Linked DNA regions of Homo sapiens: region 2 is linked to region 1. A link is an interaction called in ENCODE POLR2A ChIA-PET data of the cell type or tissue named here. Cell type or tissue: B cell. All regions are shown on one strand.

Evidence for each region. Peaks named below come from ENCODE experiments on the same cell type or tissue, not always from the same donor. Only the 100,000 strongest peaks of a DNase experiment are listed, where the experiment ranks them.
Region 2: POLR2A ChIA-PET joins it to region 1 with 9 read pairs; 2 of 35 experiments call an interaction of 5 or more read pairs at or near these places.

Annotation. Positions count from the first base shown.
Region 1 is chr2:233,172,705-233,177,704 of GRCh38, reverse strand. INPP5D (inositol polyphosphate-5-phosphatase D) reads right to left here. Exons shown (of 27, transcript NM_001017915.3): 18 at 359-440. Among named protein-coding and RNA genes, the nearest start is that of ATG16L1, 76 kb to the left of the region's middle. In B cell, no CTCF peak of the experiment used is centred here; no DNase peak of the experiment used is centred here; H3K27ac peaks cover 439 bases.
Region 2 is chr2:233,366,776-233,371,775 of GRCh38, reverse strand. All of the region lies in intron 1 of DGKD (diacylglycerol kinase delta), which reads right to left. Among named protein-coding and RNA genes, the nearest start is that of DGKD, 15 kb to the right of the region's middle. RefSeq lists a silencer at 3,846-4,046. In B cell, no CTCF peak of the experiment used is centred here; no DNase peak of the experiment used is centred here; H3K4me3 peaks cover 671 bases; H3K27ac peaks cover 3,651 bases.

The DNA.
Region 1 (5,000 bases):
TGCTTGGGGAGGCTGTGGCACGAGAATCGCTTGAACCCAGGAGGTAGAAGTTGTGGTGAGATGAGATCATGCCATTGTACTCCAGCCTGGGTGACAGAGTGAGACTCCGTCTCAAAAAGAAAAAGAAAAAAAGTGCTCTATAATTCAAATGTCTCCTAAAGCAGGGGATATGGATTAGGTGGCAGCACAAGACAGGCAGGGAAGCATCAACATTTCCAGGTCGCCTGATTAGGGTTACAGTGAATTCCTCCCTTTGACACATCAACAGACTGAAGCCCTTAGATTTTAGGGCAGTCACACCTCCCAGCTTGGTGCCATTCTCTGATCCTGTTCTGCTTTCCCCAGTGTTTGAACTCACCATAAGACTGACACACCACGTGCACCAGGGGATAAGACTTCCAGAGGACTCGGTCACACCAGGAAGGCAAGTTGTACTTCATCTGCAAATCAAAGTCATAGGCTTTAAAAAATGCCTCTTATTATTATTTTTTTAATCAGTAAAAGAACAGATTAACTGGTGGCCTCTGTAATCCTCAAATTCATCGGCTGTTGGCTTTTTATAGAATTTCCCTGTAGGTGGCTTTAAACTTTTTTCACATGGCTCAAGTCCAGACTCCACTGCCACGCCTTCTTCTTTAGACTAAGATAACTCACCTTGCTGTATTCCCTCACATATCCTCCTGACTACTTCAGTATCCCTTGTATCTTCACCTTCTCTTACTTTCTTTCTGACTCAGATGAACCCCCACCTGTATTTTCAGCTCAGTCTCTGCTCACTTTCTGCAGTCACTTACTTTAATAACACACTTCAGCTTCCACCCCCAGTTCTATTCATCCATCTGTCCACCTTTTCATCTCCCCATCTACCCATCTTTACTCATTCACCCATCCATCCATCCACCTACCCACCTATTCATTCATCCATCCACCCATCCACTTATCTACCTATTCATTCATCTATCCATCCACCCATCCATCCAACTACCTGTCCATTTCATCCATCCACCCATCCACCTATTCATCCACTCATCCATCCACCCACCCACCCATCCATCCACCCACCGACTAGCCATCCATCCATCCACCCATCCACCTATCATCATTTATCATCCTCCACCAACCCACACATCATCAATCCATTATCATCCTCACACCACACATCATCATCATCATCATCATCATCCACACTACCACCATATGGCTATCATCCATTCACCCATTCACCCACCTATCCACCCATCCATCCACCTATCCACCCATCCATCCATCCATCCATTCACCCACCCACACATCCATCTATCTATCCATCCATCCATCCACCCACCCACCCACCTATCCATTCGCCTATCCATCCATCCATCCATCCATCCATCCATCCATCCATCCATCGCACCCATCCACTCATCCATTGACCGTTCACACACCCGTCTACCTACTTATCCAATCACTCAAACAGTATCTATTAATACTATATGACAAGCCCTCTCCAGGGCCTCAGGCTGCAATGATGAGCAAGATGTCCATTAGGTGGGATAGACAAGGTAAACTGGCAATAACAACCCTCTTTTATCAATATCCTTATCCCCTCATGTTCTAGCTCTTTCTTCTCTGTCTACAAACATAAAGGAACTCATCCTGAAAGAGCTTATCTCTGTCATCTCCTTCAATTACTTTTCTCTTTTCTTCCTTTTACCAATTTTCTTTCAAGAATGTTCTATTTTCAGGCTGGGCATGGTGGCTCATGCCTGTAATCCCAGCACTTTGGGAGGCCAAGGCGGGTGGATCACCTGAGGTCGGGAGTTCGAGACCACCCTGACCAACATGGCGAAACCCCATCTCTGCTAAAAATACAAAATTACCCGGGCATGGTGGCGCATGCCTGTAATCCCAGCTACTCAGGAGGCTGAGGCAGGAGAATCGCTTGAACCCAGAAGGTGGAGGTTGTGGTGTGCTGAGATTGCGCCACTGCACTCCAGCCTGGGCAATAAGAGCAAAACTCCATCTCAAAAAAAAAAAAACAAAAGTTTTTATTTTCATTCTCTCTACTTCTGAACCATTCACTTTTTAAAAAAAACTTTAGGTACAACTTACATAAAGTGTACTAACCATAAGTGTACAGTCCCATGCATTTTTAGGTTTGTATAAACCCACTTACCCACTACCCAGAGCAAGATACAGAAAACCGCCATCATCCTAAAGCTTCCCTCATAAGCCTTCCTTGTCAATACCAGAGCCTCCTAAAGGTGAGCATTAGTGTGACTAACATCTCCATTGATTAATTTATATGAACGTATATAAATGGACTCACTCAGTAGATACTCTTTTATGTTGGACTCCTTCAGCCACTTCGTTGCTTATAAAAGTTCCATTGTTTATAAGTATCACATTTATCTACTCTACTGTTAATGGACATAGGGTTGTTTTCAGTTTTGAAGATTACAAACAAGGCTGCCATAAACATTCATTTTTTTTTTTTTTTTTTTTTTTGAGATGGAGTCTCGCCCTGTTGCTGAGGTTGGAGTGCAGTGGCATGGTCTCGGCTCACCACCATCTCCACCTCCCAGGTTCCAGTGATTCTCCTGCCTCAGCCTCCCGAGTAGCTGGGATTACAGGCGCCCATCAGCATGCCCGGCTAATTTTGTATAGAGACGGGTTTCGCGGTGTTGGCCAGACTGGTCTGGAACTCCTGACTTCAGGTGATTCACCTGCTTTGGCCTCCCAAAGCTCTGGGATTATAGGCGTGAGCCACCATGCCCGGCTAAACATTCTTATACCTATTTTTGGTGAACAAATATACAAATTTCTCTTGAACACACACCAAAGCGGAATTACTGAATCATAGAATAGGTGCATTTTTAGTTTTCATTGATTCTGCCTAACAGTTAGTTAAGTCCTTTTTTTTTTTTTTTTTTTGAGACAGGGTCTCACTCTGTTGCCCAGGCTGGAGTGCAGTGGGGCAATCTCAGCTCACTGCAACCTCTGTCTGCCGGATTCAAACAATTCTCCTGACTCAGCCTTCTGAGTAGCTGGGATCACAGGAGTGCGCCACCACACCTGGCTAATTTTTGTATTTTCAGTAGAGATGGGGTTTCGCCATGTTGGCCAGGCTGGTCTCAAACTCCTGGCCTCAAATGATTTACCTGCCTCAGCTCCCAAAGTGTTGGGAATACAGGCATGAGCCACTGTGCCCAGCCTAAACAGTTACTTCTTAACATTGCAGTTCTCGGCATCAGCTGCCTCTGAGAATTACCCGTGGGGCTCCACAAATAGTCATGTACCACAGTAATGGACTGCATATAGGACAGAGGTCCTACAAAATTATAATGGAGCTGGAAAATCCCCATCACGTAGTGCTGCTGTAGCTGTCATCACGTCACAGCGCAACACATTACTCACATGCTTCTGGGGATGCTGGTGCAAACCAGCCCACTGCACTGCCAGCTGTGTAAAAGCATAACAGTACAATTCTGTTCAGTACATAATATTTGATAATGATAAACAACTGTCACTCATTTCCGTGTTTACGATATTATTTATCATTAGAGTGTATTCCTACTTATAAGAAAATGTTAACTATAAAATAGCCTCAGGCAGGTCCTTCAGGAGGTAACCAGAAGAAGACATTGTCATCATAGGAGACGACAGCTCCATGTTATTGCCCCGAGGACCTTCCATGGGATGAGATGTGGAGGTGGGTGATAATGTCATTGACCATCCTGAGCCTGTTTCAGCCTAGGCTAATGTGTGCATTTATGGTTTTTGTTTTTGTTTTTTTTTTTGAGACGGAGCCTTGCTCCAGGCAGGAGTGCAGTGGCGCCATCTCGGTTCGCTGCAACCTCTGCTTCCAGGTTTCAAGCGATTCTCCTGTCTCAGTCTCCCAAGTAGCTGGGATTACAGGTGCACACCACTACGCCTAGCTAATTTTTGTATTTTTAGTAGAGACAAGAGTTTTGCCATGTTGGCCAGGCTGGTCTCGACCTCTTGACCTCAGGTGACTCACCCACCTCGGTCTCCCAAAATGCTGGGATTACAGGCATAAGCCACGGTGCCCAGCCTACGTCTTAATTTTCAACAAAAAAGTCAATGTAAATGAGAGTTTTGAAATTTTAAAACTTGAAAAAAAGCTTATAGATTAAGAATATAAAGAAATAAAATATTTCTGTACAGCTGTACAATGTGTTTGTATTTTAAGCTACATTTTATTACAAAAGCGTCAAAAATTAAATTGTTTATAAATAAAAAGCTTATAAATAAAAAATTACAGTAAGCTAAGGTTAGTTTATTATTGGAAAAAGAAAATTTAAAAAATAAATGTAGGGTAGCCTAAGTGTACAGTGTTTGTAAGGTCTACAGCAGTGCATAGTAATGTCCTAGGCCTTCGCACTCATTCACCACTCACTCACTGACTCACCCAGAGCAACTTCCAAGCCTGCAAGCTTCATTCATGGTAAGTGCCCTATACAGGTGTACCACCTTCTTTTTTTTTTTTTTTTTTTGAGACACAGTCTTGCTCTGTCACCCAGGCTGGCATGCAATGGCGCGATCTCGGCTCACTGCAACTTCCATCTCCCGGGTTCAAGCGATTCTCTTGCCTCAGCCTCCCGAGTAGCTGGGGTTACAGGCGTGTACCGCCATGCATGGCTAATTTTTGTATTTTTAGTAGAGACAAGGTTTCACCGTGTTGGCCAGGCTGGCCTTGAACTCCTAACCTCAAGTGATCCACCCACCTCGGCCTCCCAAAGTGCTGGGATTATAGGCATGAGCCGCTGCCCCCAGCCCATTTTTTTCTTTTTATACCATATTTTTACTGTACCTTTTTAATGTTTAGATACACAAAAACTTATTGTGTTACAGTTGCCCACAGTATTCAGTAAAGTAACATGCTATACGGGTTTGTAGCCTAGGATCAATAGGCCACACCATCTAACTGAAGTGGGCTTTGTGTATACACACTTCATGAGGTTCCCACAATGACGAAGTCACCTAATGACACGCTTCTC
Region 2 (5,000 bases), 190 kb before region 1:
TGGTGCTGGAGCAACTGCACATCCACACAGGAAGAATGAAGTTGGAACCTGACCTCACACCACATACAAAAAATAACTCAAAATGGATCAAAGACTAAATATATTAATAATAGCTGAAACTACAAAACTCGTGGAAGAACATAGGTATAAATCTTGTCTTTGGATTAGGCAATGGTTTCTTAAGCATAACACCAAAAGCACGAGCAACAAAAGAAAAAAATTGGACTTCATCAAAATTCAAAACTTTTGTGCCTCAAAGGACACTATCAAGAGAGTGAAAACACAACTCACAGAATGAGAGGAAATATTTGCAAATCATGTATCTGATAAAGTTCTAGTACCCAAAATATATAAAAAACTCTTACAATTCAACAACAAGAAGACAACCCGATTGGAAAATGGGCAATGGACCTGAATAGGTATTTCTTCAAAAAATATATACAAATGGTCAATAAACATATGAAATGATGCTCAACATTGTTAGTCATTGAGGAACTGAATAATATAATATTCTTAAATTATTAAATATTATAACATTTATATTATAATAAGTGGAAAGTAACAAGAGTTGGCAAGTGTGGAAACATCAGAACTCTCATGCACTGCTGGAGGGAACATACAATGGTGCAGCCTTTGTGGTTTAGCAGCTCCTCAATAAGATAAACACAGAATTATCCAGCAATTTAACTCACATGTACGTACCCAAAAGAAATGAAAACAGGTCAGCTGGGCACAGTGGCTCACACCTGTAATCCCAGCACTCTGGGAGGCCAAGGCAAGAAGATCACTTGAGCCCGAGTGTTCGAGACCAACCTGGATAACACAGCAAGACCTCATCTCTACAAAAAATTAAAAAATTAGCCAGGCATGGTGGCACACATCTGTAGTCACAGCTGCTTGGGAAGCTGAGGTGGGAGGACTGCTTGAGCCCAAGATGTGGAGGCTGCAGTGAGCCATGACTGCACCACTGCACTCCAGCCTGGGTGACAGAGACCCTGTCTCAAAAATTTAAAAAAAAATACAAAATAAATGAAAATAGGTATTTAAATAATAATTTGTACATGAATGTTCACAGCAGTTCTATTCACAATAGTCAAAAGGTAGAAGCAACCCAAATATCTGTCAACCGATGAATGAGCAAACAAAATGTGGTACATTGACAGAACAGAGTATTATTCACTCAAACAAAAAAAAAAAAAAAAAAAGAAGAAGTTCTGAAACGTACAACGTAAATAAGCCTTGAAAACACAGTGCTCAGTGGCCGGGTGCGGTGGCTCACGCATGTAATCCCAGGACTTTGGGAGGCCAGGGCGGTCAGATCACTTGAGGTCAGGAATTGGGAGACCAGCCTGGCCACAACATGGTGAAACCCCCTCTGTACTAAAAATACAAAAATTAGCCAGGCATGGTGGAGTGCACCTGTAATGCCAGCTACTGGGGGGGCTGAGGTGAGAGGATCGCTTGAACCTGGGAGGCAGAGATTGCAGTGAGCTGAGATTGAGCCACTGCACTCCACCCTGAGAGAAAGAGCAAGACTGTATCTAAAAAATAAATAAATAATAAATGAAATATCCAGAATAGGCAAATCCATAGAGATGGAAAGCAGATTAGTGGTTGTCAGCAGCTGGGAGGAGGGGGAAATGAGGAGTGACTCACGATGGGGAAGGGATTTCCATGTAGGGGATACAGAAGTTCCCAAACTAGATAGAGGTGATGGTTACACAATACCATTAATGTACTTAATGGCACTTAACTGTGCACTTTAAAATGGTTAAAATAGCAGGTTTAAAAGAAAAAGAGTGTCCCTCTTCCATCATTCTATAAGGACAAAGCACCATTCATCAGGGGATGAGAGTCCAGCCCTTCCTGCAGGGGAAAGGGAGGCAGACACCCTTTACCCTCAGACACAGAAGAGCAGAGCCAGCAGAGTGGGCAGCAGGTGATCAGCAAACACCCACTACTCAGGAACACACATGGACACGGAAAATGGGGCCATTGCACATGAATTCAAGGTGAGGGGAGAGCCCGCCCAGAGCAGCAGAGACACAGCCTGGGCCCGTGGCCGATCACCCCACGGCCAGCCCCAGATTGTGCCCAGCCAAGTCCCCAGGAAACAGCAATTCAAACCCGCAGCCTGGCAAACGCCATTCAAGGAACATCACATCAGAACAGAAAGGGGGAGGGGAGAGGCTGATGGAAAAACATGCCATAAAGTACATGCACAAACCTGAAATGAATGATTGCAGAAAATGGAAGACCATTTTAGAAAAGATGTGATTCTTGTCCTAAGATGCAGGAAGACGTGGCCTTTATTTAAAAAGTTAAAATTAAAATGTTTTTAAAAGACAGGGAGCACCAAAATGAGAATAGGTTGAAATTAAAAGACAACAAGCTAAGATGCTGACCAAGATTAGAAAACAAAAACAATCACACTACGGAAAAATTAAAATCCAACTGGAAGGAGTCAAAGGGAAAAATGTACATTACAGAAAATGTCACTGGTGGCAAAAAGACAAAACTGAGGCCCCCAGAATGCTGATGGATACAGTGGACAGGGAAAAATACTGAGATGGACAGAGTGGTAAGGAGACAGATGGTCTAACCTACAGATGAGAACCTCCCCCCAAAAAATAAAATAAATGGAGATGCAATATGAGAGGCAGAGACAAAAGCCTTCCTCACAGAAAGCTACCCAACTCACTTTATGAGGCTGAGACAACCCTAAACCTAAGCCAATCCAAAAAAGGAAAACAAAGACCTGCCAGCCTGAAATCTTGAAACTCCTAGGCACTCTCGTCCCAGGACTGGCAGGAAATGGGCAGCAATGCACGCTGTGGGCTGGCAGCCTCGGCCACAGGACGCACACTGTCCCTTCTACCTGAAACTCCAGCTCCAGGACTCTATCCAGAAGATGAAAACAGATCGCAACATAGCAAGCAAGCCTTTAAAGACCAAAGAGCCAGATGAAGGTGTGTTTCCAGGAAAATCAGGATAATTTTAGCATCAAAAAGAATGACTGTAACTGATTGTAAAACACTGAATAAAAATTGCCATGAATCCATATAGTGATACTCAGGGTGGGTGTGGGGGTTTAGGGTTGGGGGGAGAGAAACATTTGCCTCTACTGGGGATGACTATTTACCAAATCCTTACCTCGAACATTGGTAATTAAACAAAGAATCCAGCAATTGACCTGCCTTTTTAGGAGGAACTGTGGTCCTTAACTCGGTTGAAGTGAGCAAATATCCTTTTATTTTCACTTTTTTGATGGAGTCTCGCTCTGTCGCCCAGCCTGGAGTGCAGTGGTGTGATCTTGGCTCACTGCAACCTCCTCCTCCTGGGTTCATGCGATTCTCCTGCCTCGGCCTCTGGAGTAGCTGGGATTACAGGTGTCCACCACGATGCCCAGCTAATTTTTTTGTATTTTTAGTAGAGATGGGGTTTTACCATATCGGCCAGGCTGGTCTCGAACTCCTGACCTCAAGTGATCGCCTGAGCCTTGGCCTCCCAAAGTGCTGAGATTACAGGCATGAGCCACCGCGCCTGGCCCCAAGAAAATATCTTTACAGAATAACACCAACAGATAAATGTGGAATAAATGACACAATGGGGGTGGCAGGAATCTCCATTTTAAAAACTCTTATAATAAAATTGCTTCAGGCAAGTCCTGTATTGTGTATGAATATGGAAACCATTTGGGGTAAAGGATATTTGCACAGTGCCCAGGAATCACCTATTACTTCCTAACTGTAAAGGGGAAATCACATCTCCAATGAAAAGATCTGGTCAGGCAAGGTGGCTCATGCCTGTAATCCCAGAACTTTGGGAGGCCAAGGCAGGAGGATCACTTTAGGTCAGGAGTTCAAGACCAGACTGGCTTAACGTAGGGAGATCCCACTTCTATTAAAAAAAAAAAAAAAAAAAGAAAAAAAAAAGAGGAAGAAAAGACCTAGAAATCTGTAAACCAAGCGATGACACAGCAGAGGGGGACAGCCTGACAGGACACACCCACCTCCAAGTGGGATGCGGTAGAGCACAGAGCATTCCATATTTAGGGATATGCCCAAAATGTCAACCAAAATATAGAAGTGAGAGTCTTTGAAACTGCTTACTTCTACTTTATAGGAAATATAGGAGATAAAACAACAATGTAAAAGAATGATGGGAAAACAATCAGAAAAATCCAGAAAGATTATTAGGTTGGTACAAAAGTAATGGAGGTTTTTGCCATTAAAAGTCATTAATACAGCTGGGTGCGGTGGCTCATGCCTGTCATCCCAACACTTTGGGAGGCCGAGGTGGGCGGATCACTTGAGGTCATGGGTTCGAGACCAGCCTGGCCAACATGGTGAAACCCCGTCTCTACTAAAAATAAAAAAATCAGCCGGGCATGGTGGCGGGCGCCTGTAGTCCCAGCTGCTTGGGAAGCTGAGGCAGGAGAATCATTTGAACCTGGGAGGCGGAGGTTGCAGTGAGCCGAGATCGCACCACTGCACTCCAGTCTGGGCGACAGAGTGAGATTCTGTCTGAACAAAAAAAAAAAAAAGTCATTAATACCAGACAACTGCCCTTGTCTCTTGAAAAAGTTGATGTTATAGGCAGGTAGGGAACGGGAAGAGAGAACAGTGGAAGCTGTTCTAATTTAACAAACTAAAGAGATAACAACAACCAAAGATGATGCGTAAAACTTGATGGGTACCTGGTTCCCAAAAGGAAGGTCATAAATGGCATTTCTGGTTCAACTGGGGAAATTTGAAAATGATCTGGATATTAAATGTTAAAAAGTTTTTTCAGGTATAATGGTATTGTTATATAAGAAAATATCCTCATGTTGTGGAGACATACACTGAGGTATTTAGAGGTAAACTGTGCTGGTTCTGGGGCTTCTCTGCAGCCCCCTTTCTTTCTCCTCCCCTGCCAGTCCTTCCTTCTTTGACTAGTCCTCCTCTTCCTCTTCTGCCCACCTCCTAAAAGCCAACGGCCCCAGCATCCAATCGGGC